Linked DNA regions of Homo sapiens: region 1 is linked to region 2. A link is a loop called in an ENCODE intact Hi-C map of the cell type or tissue named here. Cell type or tissue: dorsolateral prefrontal cortex. All regions are shown on one strand. Each heading gives the region's core, and the rest is flanking DNA. Links, peaks and the distances in the headings are about the cores only.

What was found. Hi-C counts contacts between places; a loop is a spot of excess contacts. Peaks named below come from ENCODE experiments on the same cell type or tissue, not always from the same donor. Only the 100,000 strongest peaks of a DNase experiment are listed, where the experiment ranks them.
Region 1: it touches region 2 in a loop (2.6-fold over the local background); 2 of 110 quality-filtered maps call a loop at or near these places.

The regions. Positions count from the first base shown.
Region 1 is chr20:24,631,974-24,638,431 of GRCh38, forward strand. All of the region lies in intron 3 of SYNDIG1 (synapse differentiation inducing 1), which reads left to right. Among named protein-coding and RNA genes, the nearest start is that of SYNDIG1, 170 kb to the left of the region's middle. RefSeq lists enhancers at 1,744-2,396, 2,480-3,679, 2,561-3,399. In dorsolateral prefrontal cortex, for the core only: no CTCF peak of the experiment used is centred there; a DNase peak (open chromatin) is centred at 3,058; H3K27ac peaks cover 2,095 bases.
Region 2 is chr20:24,774,458-24,780,915 of GRCh38, forward strand. No RefSeq gene overlaps it. Among named protein-coding and RNA genes, the nearest start is that of LINC02967, 140 kb to the right of the region's middle. In dorsolateral prefrontal cortex, for the core only: no CTCF peak of the experiment used is centred there; a DNase peak (open chromatin) is centred at 3,504.

The DNA.
Region 1 (6,458 bases), core at 757-5,756, 140 kb before region 2:
AACCAAGACTCAAAAATGTGAGCAAAGCATCACTGCTGTCCAGCTAGGCATGTCCCTGTAGCCTCATCCTCTGCTCCTAACTTCAGAGGGTGGCACAGACTAGACCAGAACTAGACTCATTCATCTCCCAGATGTCTTTCTGTGGAAGTGGGGGCTGTGGGCCCAGGGCGGTGTCAGGAGAGGGCAGGGAGGAGTTTGGAAGTCAGCCTATCTTTCTAGTTCTGTGAATTCCCTGCTGCGTAGATTTCACACGTAATTTACTTTTTATTTTATTTTATTTTATTATTTTATTTGAAACAGTCTCGCTCCAGGCTGGAGTGCAGTGGTGCGATCACAACTCACTGCAAACTCTGCCCCTCAGGTTCAAGTGATTCTTGTGCCTCAGCCTCCTGAGTAGCTGGGATTACAGGCACATGCCACCATGCCTGGCTGAATTTTGTATTTTCAGTAGAGATGGGGTTTCACCACGTTGGCCAGGCTGGTCTCAAACTCCTGACCTTAGGTGATCAGCCTGCCTCGGCCTCCCAAAGTGCTGGGATTACAGGCATGAGCCACCACATCTGGCCAGAGTTCACACCTAATTTAATAATAACACCAGTGAAAAAAAGCAGGCTGCCTCATTTCAATGAGAGTTTTTCAAGACCCCTGGTCCCAGGACCATAGGGGTCCCTTTTCTTGTTCTTTGTCAAGAGTCCAGGTAACAAGATGATAACGTGGCCCTGCTGTCGTGAGCGGGGAAACAGCAGGAAGCCTTGCTTCCCTTCAAGTATTTAGTGCCAGCTGGAGGGATAAAGAGACCTGTAAATAATTGTGGCTTTACAAGGAAACAAGGGAAGGCCATCGGGGCTTCCAGACACAGGGATGACAAGCTGTTTTCCTCCCTTCTGGAATAAATTCGCGAGAAGCTGAAACAGAACTTGAAATGAACTTATTTTATGAAGGCTCTGGAGGGTACTGCCATAGATTATGTGAAGTTTGTTTTTTTTTTTTTTTCGTTTTGGTCAATAAAGTTACCACAGGCTTTCATATCACAGAATAACCTTTCCCATAGTTTCCAGTGGTTCTTTGTGCTCTGTTCTAGACCTCCTCCCCCGAGGAAAATCAGAGGCGATGGGCAGACCGTGTCGAATCTGAACATGACGTGGCTTGCTGCAGCAAGCTTACTGCCATGCTAAACACTTAGTGAGGAAGCATGCCTGGAAACTGTCCCTCTGGTCAGAGTGCCTCCAGACCCAGAATGTCCTGGCCGCAATCATTCAGGCACATGTTACTGTCCTGAGTACAGACGTAGGATCTGAGCCCTCGCTGGCTGCAGAGCCACCACTGCCCACCTCTCTGGCACGTGCCTTCCTCCCTGACACCACCCAGCCCGAAGGCCCACAGTGGAGTGCGTGATGCCCCTGCTGTGCCCCTCCTGGTTTATCCGTGCCTGGCAGAGTCCCAGCACCCAGCACGGGAGCAGGTGTAGGGGAGGCTCAGAAATAAACATGGATCAATATTAACTGGTAACGTTCACGGGGGGGAATGTTCCAAAGAACCTTGTTGAAACCCTCTAAGTTGGTCCCCTTTTGATTCTAGTTGATCACCCTGGAAGAAATGGCAGCATTCAATTCCTCCATCCTTTTTTCCAGTTCGCAAGGGCTGGTTCCCTGGACCAGCAGCATCAGGGTCATCTGGGAACGTTTTAGGATCGTGAAGTCTCGTCAGCTCCCAAGACCTGCTGACTCGGAAGCTCTGGGGACGGGGCTGGCAGTCTGGGTGTGAATGCCCTCTGAGGTTGCTGTGGAGACTCCTGAGGTAACACATGCTGAAGTCAGCCTGTCCTAATGGACCAGGCTCTTGGTTAGGAGCCCCAGCACCTAGGGGAGGCCGTGGTTCAGGGTTGTTGGGGTGTGGGCACAGCACGTGACACCCGCACCAGCCGCTCTCACCTTTTCACTCCTGCCCTCCCAGGTCACCTGCATCCGCCAAACTCTGCCTGGGGTTCCCTTCGTTATCAGCAGAGCACATAGACACATGTCTGGATTTGTTTATTCATTGTCTTTTCAAATATAGTGTACTCAACTTGGAAAACAGAAGGAGGAGGAAGAGAATGGAGAAAGAAAGCATGAAAACTGAACCTCTCCTCCATGCCCCTTTCTCAAAGCCCCTCCTCCAGGGGGACCCCGTCTTTCTGTGCCTTTATCAATGTGTGTGTGGGCAGTTTTGATTTACACGTAGAAGACCATCAAAGTGCAATGCAGCTTGCTTTTTCACATAATGTAAATACTTCTGGTATCTGCATATAAACACCAGCATTGACATTTTTAATGATTTTGTAGCATTTTGATGTATGAATTGCAATAATTTCATTACAGTAATGTTTTCCCTAAAAATGGACATATCAATTGTTTTCAACTTCTCCTTTTGCAAATATAGGATATCCACAAGTGAAATTCCACCAAGTCAAAGGTTATTCACATGTAAATTTAGCTACATACTGTAACTTCTCCTCCAGAAGTCCGTACCAGTTTTCATTCCTATTAACAAAATGTGAATGCCTGTCTTTCCCACCTGAGCTCAGTGTTCCATTTTCAACAATCTGATAGATAAAATAAAAGATATTGTCAGTTTCAGTTTGTGTTTCATTGGTTACTATAAAGCTGAACATCTTTATGTGTGTTATTTTTTTTCCTGCTTTTATTTCCCGTATAAATTTCTAGTTCTACATTTACCATTTTGTATTGGGTGTTCACATTTTATTAATTTGTAGACCTTATTTTTCTGACACAGTTTTTAGTCTGCTGTTCATGAGCTTTACTGCAAACATGTCCTCCTGCCAGACTTGGCTGTCAGTGGTGCCTCTTGCTGTAGAAAGGAGTCCTGGAGTATCTTCAGTGGTTGCTGGAGGGAAGCTTCCAGGGCACTACAGTCCAGTTCTTTACAGCTGCTGAGCATTGGTTGTGCGGTGTCTCACAGTGACTCAGCAGAAGACAGAGCCTGCACTAGTGTCTCCCAGGCATCATCGGATCCTGCAGCTCCCACACGGCAGCCCCAGGAGCAGCCTGGCAGTGTGACTCAGCAGCTTTCCTTGCCTGTTCTGAGGGGGCGCAGCTGGGGACAGCACGGGCTTCTGCCCACTCCTCACCCTGCCAGCGGGAAGCCTCCAAGACTTGGGAAGGAAAGGCAGTGAAGACCTCACTTGTCTCCTGCTGGGCCGTGGGCCCAGGTGCTGGCTTCACGGTGGTGACTCATGAACACACGAAGAATTGGGTGTGCAGAGGAGGAGAAACCATGCAGTGAAGAGCCCCATCGTCCTGTCACAAAATCCACTGCTAACTTTTTATTTCTACACCTATCTCCTCATGCTTCACAGAACCTCTGACCAAAGCAGCTTCCTCTTATCATTCACAGATTTTATAACTTTCTGCCTTTCCGAACGCGCTCTTCATTCCTGGTCATCTTGCATAATTTCCCGCCCGTGATTCTAAAGAAGAGAACCTATTGCTATGATAAAAGCTCACTGCAGATTCAGGGACATTGCACCTTATCCCAGCGGACACCAAGGGTCTCTGTGCTGGTTGGGTCTTGCCTCCAGTTCTCATCTTTCTTATTAAATACTTAAGTTTCTAAACTGGAGACTTTTCTTGATGAGGAGGCCGACTAAAGGAGTACCTTTTTATAAGCTTTTTTTACAATTACATTCACATCACAAAACACGTAGTTTTGTAACAGTGCAGTTATTCACACATGCCTCTTGTTTTTCAGAGCACCCTTTTCTCCCCTTCTGTGTTGAGGGTGGATCTCACGGCCACACAGTTAACCTATGTTAACCACCTCGACTGCCCTTCCAGTTTCCTCCACACTCAGCCATTTGCATATGCACACACATCTAGCACCCGGTCACCATGCCATCTACCACTGTGGGGACCCTCTCACCAGTTTATTCTCATGAGAGTAAACACACTTTCTGTATCTCAATGTTTTCACTGACAATACTTTCCAATATTCTGGAAATTTTGTAGTTATTGTCTTTAGCATTCATGAAATACCTGCATAACAATGACTGTCGTTGACCCAGCTGTCTTTCCAACACTGCTTGTTCACTGTTGTCTGGACTTTGGGGGGGCTCTATGAACAATGTTCCAATCAAATGTAGTTTTTGGTGAAAGTTTATATCCATATTTGCCGGTATATGAGACTGGGCTGCAAATAGGGTACTTCAATTTTCATGAGAAAGCTTAACTTCTTTTCATCATGCATAAGTTGGAAGTGATTTTCATCTATTATTGAAGCTGCGTCATTGTTTGGGGTAAATACCCAAGGTTCATTGTCTCGTGCCAAGGGAATAGAGGAAATGGACATACAAGAAGTGTATTTAAGAGTGGAGGTTTAATAGGCAAAAGAAAGAGAAAAGAGAACAGCTCTCTCTCCTGCAGAGAGAGAGGGGCACCTGAGTGGGTCTTCTAGTCCATGGCAAAGTACATGGGGTTTTATAGACTGGCTTGAGGAGGCAGTGTCTGATTTACATAGGGCCCAAAGATTGGTTGGACCAGGTGTGCCATTTACATAGCACACAAAGAAGCTGGCCACCTCTCCCTAATGTTTTACTATGCAGATGGGGTCTCTACCTGGCCAGTGCCATGTTGTCTGCTCCTTACTGTGCACGTGGTTGACAAGGAAAGGAGATGATGGAGTGCCATGTTGAACCTGCCTGGCCACCATGTAGCCTTTTCCTATTGGCACAGCTGCTGGCATTCACCCATGCAAGCTTCCAGCTTATCTATGTCTGCAGCTCAATTTTACAGGCTGCTCTTTGTTAGAAAAGAAGTGATTTGGGGGCTGCTTTTCATTAAAAGGAAAATCTTACCAAGGACTCTCTTACCCTCGCTATCTGCCTAAATAATTTCTTTTTAACTGCTATATCATTATTATAAGATAAAATCTATATTGATCATGTCAACAGACCTAGGTTCTGCCTGGGGCGCAGTAGGAAATCACAAGTTGCAATTGAGGCCTTGCATACCATCCAAGAGGCTCCTGAGAATTTTCCCCTGCACATGGGAAGTCATTGCTTGACCTTTTCCCTGTGGGGGATCCTGCAAGGCAGTTCCCTGCAGCCACGGGCAGGGCCCGGGGAGGGCAGGCTGCTGCAGCCTCAGCAGCCCACCCTTCCAGCAGCTGAGGAGGGTACATTGGCTGGGAAGAGGGGTCTTGGTACAGCTCCTACAGAATCCCACATGGAACTACATGCAGCATAGATGCCAAATACATAGTGAACAGAGGAGTGAACAGCGAGCAAGAAACCCAGCACTCTGTGGTGTGTCTCATATGGTAATTACAAGCCACATGGTAATTTACGATTCCTTCCCTTCAGAGCTACATTTTCTTCAAGTCCCTTCCACGTCCCCTCCCTCCACTCTAACAGCCTCTTCCCTGTGAAAAGCAGTGGCATTGGAGAGACAGAAAGAATAGGCCCATAAAGACAACCCTCTCATTCAGAGACATCAGCCCTCAGAGGTCCCACCTAGCCACTGGATCTTCTTCATGAAGCCTCTTGCTCACCTAGAAAACCCCAGCAAAATGTGGGCTCTCCAGACTTCTGCCACAGAGAAGACCCTTCTAAAATGCTGATATTCCTAGATGTGATACAGATCAAGTCACTAAAGTCCTAAATTTCAAATCAAGGAAGGAAGGGGGAAGGTGATGCCAGAAACAGAACAGGCAAAGAGCAGAGCAGGTGCTCTGCCAGCAGGCACCAGTCAAAGGTCCAGCAGTAAAAGGTGTACAGGTGTCACCAAGAGCCTCAGTCACCACAGCAGGGCAGAGGCAGTGGGCTGCACCCACCTAGTTGGCTGGTGTAGACCACCCTGGCTCCCTTCGAGTCTCCCCAGCCCCAGAACACCCCTCAACTATCTGTAGACTCCTCTGTGTAGTCAAGACTTCTTGGCAGAAATCCAGGGCTATCCTAGAAGCATCTTAGAAACTGCTGCGACCTGGAGGGGTTAAATGCCTTGACCAAGGCCACAGCTAGTTAATGGCCAAGCTGGGACTAACATCCAGTCATCCAGTGTCCGAGAGAGTGTTCCCTCCAAACACTGCATCATTTAGCCTCACGCAGTCCTAAAAAGTGGAGGTGAATGAGTTGCCCAAGTGAAGCGGGCACGGCTCACCTCTCAGTCACAGAGGAAAAGCAGCCAGCTCAAAGCTGCACTGTCAACTCATACCAAAGCTGGTCACCCCAGTGACAGTGCAGGGCTGAGAAGGACAGAAAAACCAAGATGGATGCTGCAGGTGCAAAATCGGATTTTTTAAAAAAGGGAATATAACTGACAAGTTTGCATATATATATTAAGAACAGCAATGTGGTATAAGGTAAAAATAGAAATTGTTTTATTTATTATTTATTTGGAGACTGTCTCCAGAGGGTCTCACTCTGTCACCCAGGCTAGAGTGCAGCGGCACCATCAGGACTCACT
Region 2 (6,458 bases), core at 742-5,741:
TGAAGTCAATATTTCACCCAGAGGGAGCTGCACAGTTGGGCAGGGAGGTGAAGGGCATTTCTGAAGCACCATCATATGAATAAAGGTCATGAGTTTTGATGGGCAGGAGATGGGGACACTGCACAGTGCATGCTTTTGGGGAAGGGGGAAGAGGTGAAAAGGACGAGACGAAGAAAACAACAGAGAAAAACGCTAGCATGTGAAAAAGCCATATTCACTCATTGTTTTAAAAAGTGAGCCGCCACACTTGAAAAAAATATTTACCCAGAAGACTCATCCTGTGTAGTGGAGGCCAAATGCCATCCTGAAGAAGTTCAGCACGGGGTGAGGTATGAGGCGCAGGCTCCCGACAGAGCCTCTGAGCATGGGGTGGTGCCTGCAGTCACTCATCCTCCAAGGAGTCAAGCAGGACAGGGATAAGAATGGCAAGGGTGGAGGGTTTTGATATTTTGATTAAGAGGGCCAAGGGAGCTCCAGTAAAAAGACAGCATTTAAGCCAAACTAGAAGGGGTAAAGAAGTGAGAACTCCTCATAGGTATTTGAGAAAAAAGCATAACAGACCCTGTAGGGAAATGGGGGGATATCTGAGAAGCACCAAGGAAGCCAATCTATAAAACCATTCAGATGTTTATTCAAACAGATAGGTCGAGAAATAGGAAATAGAAAAACATGCAGTTAATCTCCGGCATAAAATTGAGATGTGAAATAGAAATGCCACTTGGGGATTTTCATAGTCCCACAGTGGAGAGGTTGAAAGAATACAGCCTTTGGTGTTGGAGAAATCTGAGTTCAAAAACTGTCTTTGCCACTTGTTCCCAAAAAGGGAAAGAATGGAGGAGGAAGGAACAAAACTAATAAAATATGTAAAATATGATTTGGTGGCAAAAATAAGCTCAAACACATCAATAGTCACAATGAAGGTAAATGGATTAAAAACTCTTTACTTAAGATACAAATATGGTCAGTCTGGATTAGAAGCAAAATCTCATTATATGCTGTTATAAAGAGATATGTCCAAAACTTTAAAATATACACCCCATAAAGAAAATAATAGAAAAAAGATATACCAGGCAATTATTAATCACAAAAACTACTGCAGCTATAGCAATAGACTTTAGGGCAAAAAACATCATATGGGAGAAAAAGATCACTACATAGGAAGATATAGTGTTTCTAAACTTGTGCGCAACTAATAACTTCTAAATATGTAAAGCAAAGATTTGCAGGATTGCAATAAGAGGTTGATAAAGCCACCATCACTGATAGGTCAAGAAGACAAAAATGGTTAGCAAGGACATAAATGACACAACTAACAAATGTGAACTGACAGGTATGTGCAGAACACGCACCCATTAATTGGTGGGATTTATTTCTTATACGATCACAGACAACATTTACAAATATTGCTTATGCATTGGACTAAATAGCAAGTCTCAAAAGATTGCAAAACTTAGTACTGTACACCATATTTTCTAAACGCAATACAATTAAGTGAAAAATCAATGATTAAAAGATTTTTAAAATATATTTGGAAAAGAGAGTGCCCACATATAAAATCACCAGTTAACATCAGACTTTGATAAGTGAGGAATGCAGGCTGTAAATGCTAGGCTGTATCAAAGAATACAGAAGTCATGACCTCTAAAACAGGAAAAAGGAGGTAACAATGACTCACCAAGTATTTCTAAATAATTTATAAATAACAGTACCTAATATTGAATAATCATTAAGAGTACCTGTCACAACCTGTAGAATACAACAAAAAGGTTCTAAGAGTGGTTACATGATATTAGGGCTGTTTTAGAAAAGCAGGAAGTCTGAGAATGAATGAACTTAAGAAAACATATTCTTTTAAAACAGAATAAACCTTAGGAAAATAGAATGCACAAGATAATAAAGACAGAAGCAGAAATACATGAAATTGATAAAGCTATGCTGGATGTCTGCTGAAGAATGCTGCCATTTGTCAGTTTTATTTGAACTGAGAAGATGCAACAAACCCAAATCCACACATCATGCTCCATCTGAGCCAAAGCCGGGCAGACACTGCTGAGTGCTCAGGATATTGGGGAGCAAAACCGGCAACAACTCACAAACAACAACAGAACAGAAGAGTAAACAACTTGTATGTTACACGACTGTAAGTGTTATGGGAAGGAAAGAAAGCAGAGTCAGATACATGGGTCCTGAGTGTGGGCTGGAGAGGGGAGGCTCTGCAGTGTTGGGTGTGCCAAAGAGAAGGTGCCAAGGACATTGGCCAAGCAGATGACTGGGTGAAGAGTGCTCCAGGCAAACCGCACATCCAAAGGCCCTGAGGCATGGCTGTGCCTGGGTGCTGAAGGGACAGCGAGGAGGTCAGGCTGGACTGGCGAGAGGAAAGCAGAGAGTGGACAGAAGTGAGACTGGAAGGTCAAGGCAGGTCCTGCTGGCTCTTGGAGCCCTTGGGGGCCACTGCAGGGATGGTGGATCCCACTGCAGGCTCTGAGCAAGAGTGTACCAGGACTCACTGTGGGAAAAGAGTGTGAGGGCAAAGGGGAGAACCAGGACGCCCTGTCGGGACACACAGCACATTTCCCAGAGAAAGAAGCAAGTGCTCCTTACTCTCCCAGACTCTGTCCCCAGCCTGGAGGGTGTCACCTCGGCCAAGGGAGGATGCTGTCTTCACACCCACCTGCCCTGGGAATCTTTTCTGACAAACACCCCAGGCACAAAGCAACTGCACAGTCATGTGGCATAATAATGGCACAGCCCATGGGCAAAGGAGCCACAGGAACTGACTATGGGGCTGGAAGGTGACACACCTGCCTCGACCCCAGAGGCTCTGAGGGGCTGGTCATATGCTCTCCTGAGTGGGTAGTCCTGGATGCTCAAGTCCCATCGTGCTTCCATTCTTGGATTCAGAAGATGAAACTGCACCTGGTCAATACAACATGAGAAGTAACATTAAAATACAAAAGAATGTGACATGTTAGAGGCAAACATAGAACCAACATTGTTTCCATGGAATCATGTTTCTACAGAATCATGTCTTTAAGCTCTTTAAGCCCCATACATAGAGGGTCTTTAAATAGCTTGTCTTTAGTCTGGCACAGAAATTAACAGTCCTACAATTATTAAGCAAAATGTTTGAGTTCCCACTATGTGCTAAATTTCCAAGAGACTGGACATAAAAATAGGCTACACGGAGAACTGTGACTATCTGACTCAGGTTTCTGAGAGAATTGGTGCATAAAGGGATTTCAGCACTGAATTTCCAAGAGACTTGTTCTAATGTAAGGCCTTGTAGCTCATTGATTTTTGAAGAGTTGGCGAGACGCACCACCTGATATAGAACTGAATTCCAAACAAGTGCTACACTTGCAGAGGGGATTGGATGGTTCTCTGCCACCTGTCCTCCTGGAGAAAATGGAAGCTCTCAGACACAGCCACGGGGTAGGTGCAAAGGAGGCAGCGTCCATCTGTTCTTGTGGGATTCCACCCCCTCCCCAAGCCTAAAACTATCCCTAGAAGCAGGGAGAAAGACACCCATGAGTCATCATTCATATGTGGATCCTGGAAGATGCCACGGGGACAGCCTGAGGACTCAGGAGAGGAGGGGAACCTTCTGGCAAATGCAGGGGTGACACTGAATGCCTGCCTGCCATGAGCTAGGATCTGCCCACCCCACACCCCAGCTCCCAGGAGATCCCTGTCAACACAGGCAAAGTTCCCAGCCCCTTCCTCAAGCAAACATGGAAGAGGGGCCCCTTCAGACAAATTGAGGGACTCAGGAGAACCCTCTGTAGGTTCTCTTCCAGCTTTACATGTCGCTGGCTGCCTGGCTTCCCCTCACATTAAGCAACCATTCATTCTCTCCTCTGTGCATTCCGTCCATCTGTGTGTGCAAGGTTCTGGGGCAGGGGAACAAAGACAGGGCAGGACAGATGCTGCCTGGAGCATGGCCTAGAGATCAGGGGAGAGAGAGAGAGAGAGAGAGAGAGGGAGGGAGGGAGGGAGGGAGGGGTAGAGAGAGAGAGAGAGAGAGAGAGAGAGAGAGAGAGAGAGAGCTGGGAACTGAAGCTCCTTGGAGCCAGGACATAAACTGGCCGAATTCCCTGGACCAAAGTCGCCTTCCTTCTAGGGGCTCAGCATGCTGGGTGCCTCATCACTGCTTCCCACACACTGCCAGGCCAGGGCAGGGCACCAGCGCTGGGCACAGGAAGCCTGCCAGGTGGAGACAGCATCTGCATCAGCCTTCCTATTGGGCCGGTGAGGCTTGAAGCCAGGTTTTCCTCTCCATGCGTCCACCTTTCAGAAAGGCTCCGAGGCTCCCAGATTGTCCTCCAGGGTCAGGGTAGGAGGGCCTGCTGACAGCAGGTGCATGAGGACGCCCAGATGAAGACGGCAGTGCTGCCCTGACCACAGTGGCTGCCGCCTGCCGGCTTCTCGGAATCAGCAGAGCACCTCGGGACTGGCGCCAGCCAGAAACACCTGTGCACCGGAACCATGGGAAGGAAAAGCGGGACTAGACTGCCAATGACAGAGCTGGACCGGGGCCAGAAGTCCAAGCTCAGCTCCAGAAGGCAGGATCTAACCACCCCTTCACGCCACACCCAAGAACCTTTCCTCGGGTCCACAGCACCTCCTGCTTCCAGTGTCCTACCCAGACAGACCTTCATCTGATTATTTATCTAGGTGCAGAATTAATTACAGGCCCTAACCGTGCATCTAGTTACCATTTTCTCAGTTGGGAACACAACTGTTACTCTGGTCTTGGCTGGGATGCAGCTGTTTCCTCTGAACACAGCGCTTGGTGCCCAGAGCTCTGCTCGCTGTGCCTCCTGCACCTCATAAGGGCCTCAAGCTCCAGGGCCACCTCTCCTGGCATTTCCTCTGTGGAAATATAACCATCCTAAGTACTGCGGCCCCAGAGATTCCTTGTTCTTTGGCCCTTCCCTCTCCTGTGCTTGGATGAGAGCCCAGTGAGGGGTGGATGTCTGGGCCCAGCAAGACACCGAGGTGCAAACAATGACAGAAAGCCAGAAGGGCTGGGCCAGCCAAGCCTGCTTTCCAGCATGAGACCCACAGCTTCCGTTCCACACCTTTGCAGGAGAAAAAGCAACAACTCTATCTTATTAAATAGATGCACAAGTATGAGCTGCATGCGATTCCCAATCAAGCAAAGTGCAGGATGGAAGAGGGTCTGGATTTTCCTGGAGGGAATGAGGCATGTCCGCCTTGCAGGCACCAGAAAGAAACCATAGATGGGAAAGTGGGGTCTGCAGAGCCAGAACAAATCAGAAGGAACAGGATGGTCCCATGGAGTCACAGAGTGGCTGAATTTGGCAGTCCACATACAAGGCCATCCTGGGATCTGAATGGACCGCAGAGATAGGCACGAGGCACCAGGTCACCCCATGGGGAGGACCTCTGTTCCTCCCCTTCCTCAGAATCTTCCTTGGAGTCCTGAATGACACCCCCTGGGAGGACTGGAGAGCTAGCTTCAGGGTTTACTTTGGGTTTTTGGAGTTCCAAACCCATGTGTGATTTGAGCTGCCACCAATGCTGCAGCGAAGGCCGAGGAAGGAAGCACCTGGGCCCCCATCTGAGCTGGACCCCATGGCATGACCACTAGCAGCCTTCAGTGTGGCTGTGTGTCATGAGGCATCAGGGCGTCTGAGCAGAAGGGAGAACAGGTGAGCATGGAGAGCCCCATGTCCCCAGGGAAACCTGTCCGGTCTTCATACTCTGCAGGGCTTCTGAGGCCCCTCTCCAAGACCACCCCCCTCCAGGGCTTCCTGGCCCTGACACAGCTGCCACCTGGCCTTCTGCACATCATGGTCATGTGCTGGCTTCTCTGCCCCAGAAGTTCAAGCTTGCTCCAGCTCCCAATTCTTTCTGGCAAGGCTTTTACCTGCCATATGTAATTTGACGTAGTGTTTTACTGGCTTTGTCTTCTTAAAGGGCATTTTCAATTATTCTGGTCTCCTGCCAAACCCTAAATTCATCTCCTACTTTTATTAGACCTGTTTATGCATCAGAATGAGTTTTTCCAGCTCCTGGCACCCCTCAGCTATGTCTACTGTGTCTCCCTGAGCCAGTCTTGAACCTGGCTCCTGTCAGAGGCCCTACGAGACTGAAGCAGCTCTAGAAATCCTGGCTGTGCATCCATGCAGCCTGCAGCATAAGCCCAGCCTTTGCCCTAATCGGGTGCTTAGGCCCAAGCTTGTCCTTCCCAGAATGTGCATTGCTGAAATCGCACATCACCTAAGGCAGGACAACTTAATCAGTCAACAAGAACCCACCCCATCTCCTCCCAGGCAAGGCAGGTGGGCCCCACCCGTGCTGGGGGAAGAACTTCTGTTTCCTTAGCCCTGGGCTAACCACTGCAGCAGGTGTTTTCCGCTGGTGAGGATGACAACCGCCAGGGCTGGCCAGGAAGAGGGGCCACAGGCAGAGGCAGAAGGGGATGTGTGGCT